2 separate regions of the Homo sapiens genome follow, and region 1 is linked to region 2. Evidence: read pairs that join two places in POLR2A ChIA-PET (ENCODE). Cell type or tissue: IMR-90. All regions are shown on one strand. Links, peaks and the distances in the headings refer to the core of each region. The heading gives the core; the rest is flanking DNA.

The links. Peaks named below come from ENCODE experiments on the same cell type or tissue, not always from the same donor. Only the 100,000 strongest peaks of a DNase experiment are listed, where the experiment ranks them.
Region 1: POLR2A ChIA-PET joins it to region 2 with 7 read pairs; 2 of 35 experiments call an interaction of 5 or more read pairs at or near these places.

The regions. Positions count from the first base shown.
Region 1 is chr2:144,710,150-144,715,540 of GRCh38, reverse strand. All of the region lies in intron 1 of TEX41 (testis expressed 41), which reads right to left. Among named protein-coding and RNA genes, the nearest start is that of TEX41, 45 kb to the right of the region's middle. RefSeq lists an enhancer at 2,890-3,540. In IMR-90, for the core only: no CTCF peak of the experiment used is centred there; no DNase peak of the experiment used is centred there; H3K27ac peaks cover 368 bases.
Region 2 is chr2:143,438,475-143,443,865 of GRCh38, reverse strand. The region is part of intron 8 of ARHGAP15 (Rho GTPase activating protein 15); the gene reads right to left. Among named protein-coding and RNA genes, the nearest start is that of ARHGAP15, 310 kb to the right of the region's middle. In IMR-90, for the core only: no CTCF peak of the experiment used is centred there; no DNase peak of the experiment used is centred there.

The DNA of each region.
Region 1 (5,391 bases), core at 297-5,296, 1.3 Mb before region 2:
ATTTGGACCCATGTCTTCCTTCCCTTGAGAGGCTTTTTCTGACTCCCCAAGTCTGGATTGGGTGTAAAGTGATCATCACACCATCCTGTATTTGCCTGTTAACTTTCTGTAATCCAACCAGAGATTCAAGCTTCTCCAGGCTGTATACTATTTACATCTTGCTCACAGCTATATCCTCAGAACCTAGTACAGTACCTGGCAGAGACTCAAAAACATGTACCTAATAAATGACGGCCTTCTTTAAATGTTTACAGCTTGTAATTAAGAAATTTTATAATTATATTAATCTCAACCTATTCATTTTATATTAAATACAGTCCATTTCATTATATCTTATTTTCATAAATTTAACTATTTTTATTTTCACCATTTTTTACCCCTTCCTCTTTATCTACTAAGGTGTTAATTCTTTTATATATATTTAGATATTTTTGTATTATAGATATTAACTCAGCTGTGATATCTATAGAAATATTTCTTATTGTTTGTATTTCAATTTTGCTATTTTTGATGTACAGAAGTGGCTTTTTCTCTTCACTGCTTTGAAATCAAATGTATTAATCATTTCTCTTAGAATTTTTAAATTAAAAATATTTTTACACCTACACAACAAACACATATATCATGCTTCGAGTTTTATGTTTCAGGGTGTTTTTAATTATCCCTTTTGTTCTTCCTGGGATCTATTTTATATGTGATAGAAAAAGATTTACTAAGCTGATCTTTCTATAAAACTGCAAAGCAATTGAAAAGGACATTGAGTTTTAACCTGAGAAACCTCCTTAACAGTCTCTCAAGGCCAAGGGTTGTGTATTCTGTGTGCTATTTTTTTTAATGGTAACTCATGTTCTTATTGTTTCAGAAACTATAACAGCTATCCCTGCAGGCAATACTAAAATATGGAATAATGGCATTCTTTATTTTTAAAGTCATATCAATACATACAAGATGTTTACTTGAATTGGTCTACTGAACTAACTCTCAAACGTAGGTTAGTCTTTCCAAGTAACTTTTCCCATTTCCAAGGACTTCAAACTGATAGAGCTAAAAGCACAAACTTCGTTTTGGTGTAACTATGTTTTGGGAGTAGGCAATTTCCAGGCATTCTTCCGTGTTCAGCAAAGATTATACTCATTCTACCTGTGACCTAAATAAAGATTAATTCAATTATTTAATAGCATAACGCTAGTCCACTGACATGACATGTTCTTAATTTAGCACAGCCACAAAAAATTGAACAAGCTCGCCTAGATTGTTTTTCTGCCTGTCAAAATTCAGCACAAACGAGCAAAGTAATACTGGAGACTAAAAATACATAAACATAAGAAAATTTTTCAAACTTTAAAAACTAATAATAAATTGGAGGGCAAAGGTTGACTGCTATACCAAATGTGGAACTTTACATAGTTCACAGCCCTAAATCCCCAGGGTTACAGAAATCCCAAATACAACATAGTTTCTATTATTAGCATTTTCTATTTCTAATCCTGTTAAATTTCTGCCCTATTAAAAATATGGGGATTTATAAAGCTAGTTTATAAGATCAGATGGTTTTCATGTGCCAGAATACTTCAAACTCCAACTCCAGGTTTTGGTTAAAAAAAATAAAATCCATAATCAACTTATCCTAATTTTTATCAAAATGAAAACATTTACTGAGGAAGGGAAGTGACTGAGAAATGTGCTGGAATTTCACCTTTGTCACTTTCATTTAAATCAAGTAAAAGAGCATCCATGTGGCTTTCAAAGGTACAAACAAAACATGTTAAGAATTTTAGCTGACTTCTTAATGACTGGATTTCTTCTTATATAATATTATCTTTGAACCATAAATCTACCTTACATGTTAGAATCCTGGCATCAGGGCACTCAGCAAAAGTTTAAATATTCCTGCTCCCGCTCAGAGAATATCCTTTGGTAAAAGATCTAAGGAATGTTAAGTGACCATCAAGTGACCAAGTAAATCATCTGAGTATTCTATCTTGTACATTTCATAAGTAAGTACCTTTCTTTGTGCTTGGTTCAACATCCACCAAAGCAAACAGAAGGCTTAAGAAATGAACACATATATTTCATCTAAGAGAGGATAAAATACACATTTTTAAGTTTAATAACCTTTAATAAAAGCACTTTATTTGGAATATTTAAATAAAAAACTAATTTAGCCATGTATTAGAAGTGATCATTTATGTAGTAGTTCAAAAGCCCCTTGTCCTTTAAAGCAAAAAATGGTATAATTTATGAGGACAGACTATAGGTTCTATGTGTTGTCACCAGAACGTGTCAGGTATTTTTACTGAATACATATCTTTGTTATGATTGGGCTAGAAGACAACAGTTCTTTTTCTTGCCAAATTTGAGCATTTGGCTTTAAAATCATGATCCTATTCAGGTCATCAATGGGGAATATGTCAGTGAAAGTAAAATTCTGTTATGGTGCATTTTAGGTGGTTTATTTAAATGCATCTTCTGGTGGGCTAATACTACCTTTTGCATCTAAAAAAGGAGTCATTTTAACAGTGAGCTTTAAAATGTACACAAGTGTCCAGAATTCTGATCACCTCTATAACATCAGAGTGTAATGATAATTTTTAAATTATTTTTAGCTGCCAAAGTCCAGGTTCCCCTATCACTCACAAGCTGAAACACTCATGATAAATTTGAGAGACTCTAATAACCTTAAATCATTGTGTACTGCACATGCTCAGAACCAATCACTTCCAAATTTGAGAGCATATAAAAATTTGAAGAGCTTCAATTATTTTAAATCACCATGTGCAGCGTAGAGAGAGATTTAAAATAGTTGTAGTGCCTCACATTTTTTAAGCACTTCAGTTTGGAAGAGAGTCAAGCAGCATTCCAGCATGGAAGCTCAAGACACATTGGACTAGTTTAACACATCAGAACTAGAAATATATACCTAAAAACCAAGGAACTAGTTTTTAAAAATTAAGTTCTTGAAAGGTGGCAGGGCTGCAGGGGTTGGGGGGGGGTGGTCTTTGAAAAGCCAAATAAACACCTCATTCCAATTAGAAAACAGTATAGTGATTACCAGGTCAAGCCAGGGGAGAAAGATTCAAATGATGTTTACAAAGCAAAGAGTGGTTTTCTTAAAACTAAAAGCAGTGTGATAGATAAAAGAGACACAAAGCTAAAGAAATGCAAGAAGGTTCTGAAAGCACAGCAGGCAAATTCATGTACTCCTACAGCTGAATTTTAACAGTAGTGGCATTTCCCTCACCATGGTTTTCCTTGCCTCAATCTTCCCAGCAAAGCTAACTTTCTGGTTCCCTCTTGGATGAATGATTGTACGGCCTTGTGTTTTACCAACACTCTTGCGCCACTTTTTCTATATTCTCTTTGTTTGATTGTGGGAGAGGGTGAGCACTTTGACATTTTACACAGCTCAGAGTTCACTTTCGACATCCAAATCCTTAAAGAACTCAAAAATTATATCAGCACAATCAAGCTATTTAAAGATGGCCTTTCTTCAGCATTTTCCATCATTTCATCTAAGTAAAAAGTGACGGTCTCCTCTGTTGCCTTTGGGTTTTCACGTATTTTAGGCTTGGCACTGCCCAGAAAGCAGCATGCTCTTCATAATTCTGCGTCAGTGAAAACATAATGTCCTATAGTTAGTAAGGGAAAAAAGCGTAAAGGAAAAAAAATGAAAGAAAAAGAGCCTGAAGGCACTGGAATAATTAAGCAAATGCAGTGACAGCTGTGGCAGGTCCTGGGCAGAACTGGCTCCACTGAGCTGAATTAATGACATCAACAGCCCAGTATCTCCATTAACAGTTGATCATTAATTATTACTATCTGACAGTAAGAGCCTAAACCTTCTCAGGAGTGGCCTGTTATTAATCTACTTTACCTGCCCTGAACACTGGCACCTCAGTGCAGTTAGTGGGGCCGGTTTTTGTTTCTTTCTTTTTTTTTTTTTTACTTCAACAATTGCTTAATTTACTTGGATAAACAGTGATAACCATCAGATTATACAGTCTGTTTTAGATTACAGGGAGTTTCTTGTTCTTTCATCTAAGATAGGAGGTAATCTACTGGAATCTGCAGCATTGACTTTTCTTTGTCATGTTTAGAAGGGTCAGGAGACACCATCTACCTGAAGAAATATGCAAGGCAGCAAGAAGTACATCATTCACCATTGCCCCCTTACCTAGCTCTATGGGGAAAAGAACTCAGATTTTCTCAGAATCCCATTCTTGGTTCTGTGATCAGTGGGCATAACTGTCTTGTCCATTCTAAAAGTTGTGCAATCAAAATGCTAACCCAAAACATAGAGAAGTTCAATTTTATGTATGTAGCATCAAATATTTGTCTCTCCAGATTCTAGTCATCCTCCATTCTTTCTGTTTTACAATGAAAATTACTTGGAGTTTATCTTTTAAAAAGTAAAGATTAATCCTATTTGATATCTAAATATTTTTGGTGAACCTTTAAAACTTGTCAGAGCCTTGGCCATTTAATAAACACATACATAGAGATAATCTATAAAATTTCAGGAGAAGGGTTAGACAGTTTTTAAAAATTTAAATGGCTCTTAATGTCTAACAATAACTCAATTTCCTCTCCAACAAAGATCTGTCCTTTCCATGTGGCAGTATGTCTCGCTCACTGGTGAGGAAAAAGAAACTGGGACATGCAAACACAGCTCATGTGTTAAGTACTCTCCTCACGGCAGCAGACCTTACAGTATCAGAGTGATAATTAACCTTTACCAAAGAAGACTTCATAGAAGTCCAATACATTAATTTGCTGATTGTTCTTTTCCTGCTAGAGACATAATCCAGAGTTCACTTCCTAGTCATAAACATAGACACAATATAACTTAATAGAGTGCCTGCTCTGGCTAATGGCCGTCAATGCACTGAAAATCCCAGAGCTTCCAGGACTGTATAGTGTATTTCCCAGGATACAGAGAGACTCTATGTATCCCTCCTTTTCAACAAGGAAACAATGGTAGAACCAGACTGGACTAAGTTTCTGTGGGTTCTGTTTTCTGTAAGTCACTGAGTTGGTACCAATGTGGTAGGCAGTTGAAAATTTTTCTAAAGTTATTGCGGTGAGAAATAAATAATGACAGATTAACATATACTCCACTCACTATGCACCACTTAATTATATTATGAGGACCCAATATTTGTTTGTTTGTTTTTCCCTGCTTGCTATCCTAACCCTCAAAAGAGCCTTTCTTCCACTCAGGGACAGACCTCTGTTCTCCTCCCTGTATACACAACATCTTATAGGTGAGGCCTCCACAGAAATCTTCCTGGGTCCTTTAGTAAACTCACATGGCTCACCAGGCCCCTATATTGGAAACCATTACTCAGGAATCATCATTACTCAGAAATCACAGCATGTGCAATGAGGCCT
Region 2 (5,391 bases), core at 223-5,222:
AGGTACTGCTGCTTGGGAACATATGTCAGAACAATGGCTAGAGTCACACAGGGCCATAGTGAAGCCTGGGACCTTCATGCATAATACTATTCTGATAAATTAATGTGGATGCTTGACTATCAAATGTGTCTAATTTTTACTCTTTTCCTCTCATGATGTTTACATCTTGCAGCTTTAACAACATAAATGTCATTTATAATTTTTCAATTTTTTTCTTTACCAACTATTTTGAAATAAGTAACTCTCAACCTGTGAAAAACAACTGAAAAGACAAGTGACACTCAACTATTCTTTAGATATTGTCTGTCTTATAAGTATAGTAATATGAAGTGATTTGTTTCCACATTTTAGCTCAATAGTTTATTTTTCTCAAGAGGGTTTTGAATAAAACTGGTACCAGAGTGGCGCTAGTTATTTTGGGGAAAAAAAAAAAAGGGTGAGTGACCCTCTCACCCAAATCAGAAAACTTTGTCCTCTTGATAATATAATAACCCATGATATTCTACAAAAATGTCACGACTTTTTTGTTTTTCCAGGAAAGAGCTCTTCCATTTCTTCAGAACTAGATATGGTTTATCTGTGCAATTTTAATACTGTTTTCATTTCCTTGGCAGATGGTTTGTTCATCTTATTATTTTCATACATTGGCAGGATTAGACTGTTTTACACAAAATTCTTAATAAGAAAAAACTTTAAAATATGTATTTATATGAGCCTCCAGAACAGGCTTCACAGTATGTGTTTTAACAATTGATAATTACATATTTATCCAAGAAACTCGTGTGACTTTTTAATTTTGGATAATAATAAATATCTTAAAAGTTTTCTTAATTACATAGTTCCCAGAAAGGTCTCAATGGTCACAGGAAAAAAATATATTGGTTTTGGAGGAAAATAGGAAAACAATGAGTTATCAATGTTTCATGTAAAGAGGTCTTAATGTAACTTATATTCAGAAAATTTGATCTTTCTTTGAAAGGTTCAGGTCATAATCAGAAAATATGTATATTCTTTTATTGAATTAGGCACATGGACATACCTACTTTTGTGTGGGTATGTGCGTTTACTTCAATTTTTAACTGGAGAACTTTTCAAACATACAAAAAAAAATGAAACAATAGGATCATGATCACTTGCCTATGCACCACCTAGATTCATCAAATGTTTATATTTGGGACAATTCCAGACTTAATCTGTCATTACACATACTTTTTACAAAGAACATCTGTCTTGCTAAGGACTCACTTCCCATTAATGCTACAAAAGCTGCCTACCCAGTCCTCAATTCTCTCCTTTTTCTATTATTTCTTCCGGCTCGGAGGCTTTAAATTCCCTCCCTGCCACTACTGGGGACTTTCAGGGCTCACCAGAATCCTAGCAAAAGCAAAAGCCATTCTGAGTCTCCTAATCGCTTTGGTGGAGACGGTACAGAAGTGGGGATCTAGACCGGAAACTAGATCGAAAGCAATGCTACTGGGAAGTCTTAGCTCTCAGGGCCAGAGGTGCAGCAAATTCAGAATGAGTTGTTCCCTAGAAACAACATTGTAAGTGACTGCAGAAAGTTCAAGTGTGCTTTTGTGGCTTGGTACATGGTTTCCTTGTGAAAACATACCAGGTCTAAGCAACCAATTTACAATTGGATTTTGAGAACATAGCCTACTTATAGTTGTAGAAGACCAGTATTATAATTATTTAGATTAGTACAAAAAATTAATGTTTTCTCTATCAAACTTGTTTTCATCACTTGGCATGGTCATGATACTTTGCAGGCAAATTTTTTAAACAAAGACAAGTTAAAAGTCCGTAGCATTTTAATTTTTATTGTGTAACTCTCTCAATTCAAGTTTTTTCTTTCTGTTGTCTTATTGCACACATCATTAAGGGGATATGGAACTGGGAAATGCACATTTAAATACATATACCCTAATTATTAGAAACATATTACATATACCCTTATTGCACATGTCATTAAGAGAACGTAGATTTGGGAAATCCACATATGCATTTAGGATTTCACCCAGAACACATTTGTTTTTTATGATAACTTAATCAAGAGACAGCTAAAGGAAAACCCATTTCCTTTTAGCTCTCTTACCTTTTGACTTTAGTCTTCTAACTCATGTTCATTTCAGGGTGCTTATTTCCAATACTAAAGTGTCAGTTTTATTTTCAAGTTATCCAAGGTCTCCACACTCATGGATTTTACAGTTTAGCAATTGATAGGTATGAGATATATTACTACTAAAGCATAACCTACATACAAAAGTTATTTTTTAAAAATTGAAAGCACAGATGAGTGAAATCAAGAATTTTAGTTGTATACCTTTAGTTGTATTTCTTCATAAAAAAGAATTAATGTGTGTATGAATGAATAAACTAGAACTTTGTGTAAAGGAATAGTGAGATGGCTAATGCTGAATCCTTCCCATCAACTTGAATTTCTGAATGGCATGCTTTTCTGGGTTTAGGAGAATCAAGAGTGTTTCTTGGCTCCTTTCTACTGTTTCCTGGTGTGCTGCTCCCAAGAATGCCCTACCTGCCCCTTTTACATGGGAGTTGCCAGGGGAAAGACCAGCTGCTCGTACTTAGATTTTTTGCAGCTATGACTCCCATATCCAATTCTGGTACCCTTTTTCTACCTTTCATACACTCAGGGAGTAGGATGGCAAGCTTATATGCCCTGCTCCAGTCTTTCATCAACCACCACCAGGCTCAAGCCCTGTCTCAGTGCTATCTGCTTGGGGACATGGAGGATAATAATAAGAGCTCCTACTTACTGAGTGCCTGCTATGAGCTAAGTATTTACATGTCTAATTTCAAATTCTCACACGATCCTTTAAGGACAGTATTAGACCCATTTTTATAGATGTGGAAAGTAAAGCTCAGAAAAGTTAAGAAACCTCGCCAAGGTTATCTGATGCAAGATTTATTATATTTGGGCCTTCCCCCTCTTTGCTGTCAGTGGAAGACAATTCTCTTTCCTCAGAGAAATATGTTCACATCTTCTTTGATTGACTCTCCACTTTCCATAACAGCCCTCCCTGGAGAGCTGCTCTCCTACTCTCATCCCAGGCTGGTGTCCTGAGTTTCCCACAGTGATTTGGCCCTTGCATTAAATTTTCTGGCTTCTTGTCTGTTAGACTCAACTGATATCTTAAAATATCTGATTCGTTCTTAATAGTGTTGGCAGGTTAGAATCATATTTTTTAAAAGAAAAGTATATGTAAACATAACTTTCTGAATTCACTCATTGAGAGAACATATTTTTCCCATGTTATATAGACAAACTGGACAACGAAATCACCACCTGTTAGCTGCTAATGATGTTCACATGCCTTTTAAAAAAGTAATTCTGGCTTTATCTGTCTACAATCTTGGCGGCAAAACTCATGGGAACATCAAGGGCACAGGAAGCCAAAGGCAGAAAACCGACAATAAAGTTTGTGCTTAGACTACTAATAAGGAAGAGGATACTGTTGAGTCTCTGATTCTATATAATTATTTAATCTCCAAAGGGTGACATAAAAGCGAATGCAAGTTTTAAGAAACCTAAGTTTGGGTGTTCAAATCTAGGACTGAGATCAGAGGGGTTTCACACAGGGTATTTCCTACTTGAAAAAATATATTTTACAAAGCATCAAATATAAAACATGTCAATCACTATTTCAAATGCATGGTCTAATTTGATATTGTGTGGGTGGGTCAATCATTATGCCTTTCAAATGAAAATGAATACATACATATTGAATGAACTTAATTCAAAGTAATAGATGGATATTAACTGTGTCCTACATTGCAAAAAACATACTGGCCCTAAAAAAAAAGGCTTACAACTATACATACTCACCAAGATACAGAAAAGAATCATTTTCTAAAATTAGAGCTAGTGTTAAAGATTAAATTATTATTTTAATAGTGAAATCAAAATTGAAAGAAAACACCCAGTTTTAATTATTTTTGCCAATAAGTTTTTGGGTCCTGATTCAAGTTTACTGATTTCTATGAATCTTATTTTTAACATAATATTTCTATCCAAGTCTAAGTTCGATATAAACTAAGTTTACCTTTTACTTGTTCACTTTGTTATAATGTAATGATTAAAAGTACAGGCTCTAAAATAAGACTGCTTGGGTTTGAAACATGTCTCCATAACTTGTCTTTGTACAAATTACCTTAGTTCTTCATGCCTCAGTTTTCTCCTCTATAAAATAAGGTAACTAATAGTATCTACCTCATAGGATTGGTGAGAGGATTAAATGTATTGCTATAAGACAAGCACTTGGAACAGTGCCTGGTGCACAGTAAATGTTTCATATTTTCTAGTTTTTTTTTAACTTCAAAGTAAAAGGTGAGTATGAAGTCACTGTACAATTAGTTAGATTTTGAAATGAATAGAATAAATCATGTATCTCTTCCCTTTTTTTTTTTTTTTTTTTTTTTTTTGAGACAGAGTCTTGCTCTGTCGCCCAGGCTGGAGTGCAGTGGTGAAATCTTAGCTCACTGCAACTTCCGCCTCCCGGGTTGAAGCAATTCTTGTGCCTCAGCCTCCCGAGTAGCTGGGATTACAGGTGCTCGCCACCATGCCCGGCTAATTTTTGTATTTTTAGTAGAGACAGGGTTTCACCATGTTGGCCAGGATGGTCTTGAACTCCTGACCTCAGGTGATCCACCCGCCTTGGCCTCCCAAAGTGCTGGGATTACAGGCATGAGCCACTACTCCTGGCCTCCCTTGTTTTTAAGTAGGATTGAGTTTAAGCTCAAAGTAGAAAAATAATTGTCTTTTCCAATTAAAAATAGATTCTAAAGAGAAGTAGTGAGTGTTCTATCTAAGATTTTTTTTTCAGCAGCATCTTAATACTTTTAAAGTGACTGTTACTTAATAGAGAATTCATTATCCTCAATGTTTCTCAAATACATTTTTGCAAACCTTTATTTTCTCCATAGCTCAGGTTTTAGAAACATCTTAAGGTCTCTGAACCAGCAATTATATCTAAGATTCCAGACCTACTAGTCATTGCATCACATATTCTTTTATATGTACTACAGAATGTCTATATGATTAACACTAAATATATACTCCCAACTGAATCCCAATTCTGAAATCTTACCTTATGTCTCAAACCATATGAAGTAAAAGAAGACAATGATCAGGCATGAAAGGAAAACATTCTTTAAATGAAATACCTCTAAACTGTACCATTATGGAAAAGTCTTTTGAAATGGCATTAACTCTCCACAAATAAACCATGCATTTTCTAGACATTAACACTGATAATCTTAAACTCCAACTTAGCACAACTGGCTAAGTAAATGTGTCTAGCAGTTGTTGAAAATTATGGCATGGGATTTTGCATAAAGACTTAATTTCAAAAGGGTGCTTCTACTCTTAAA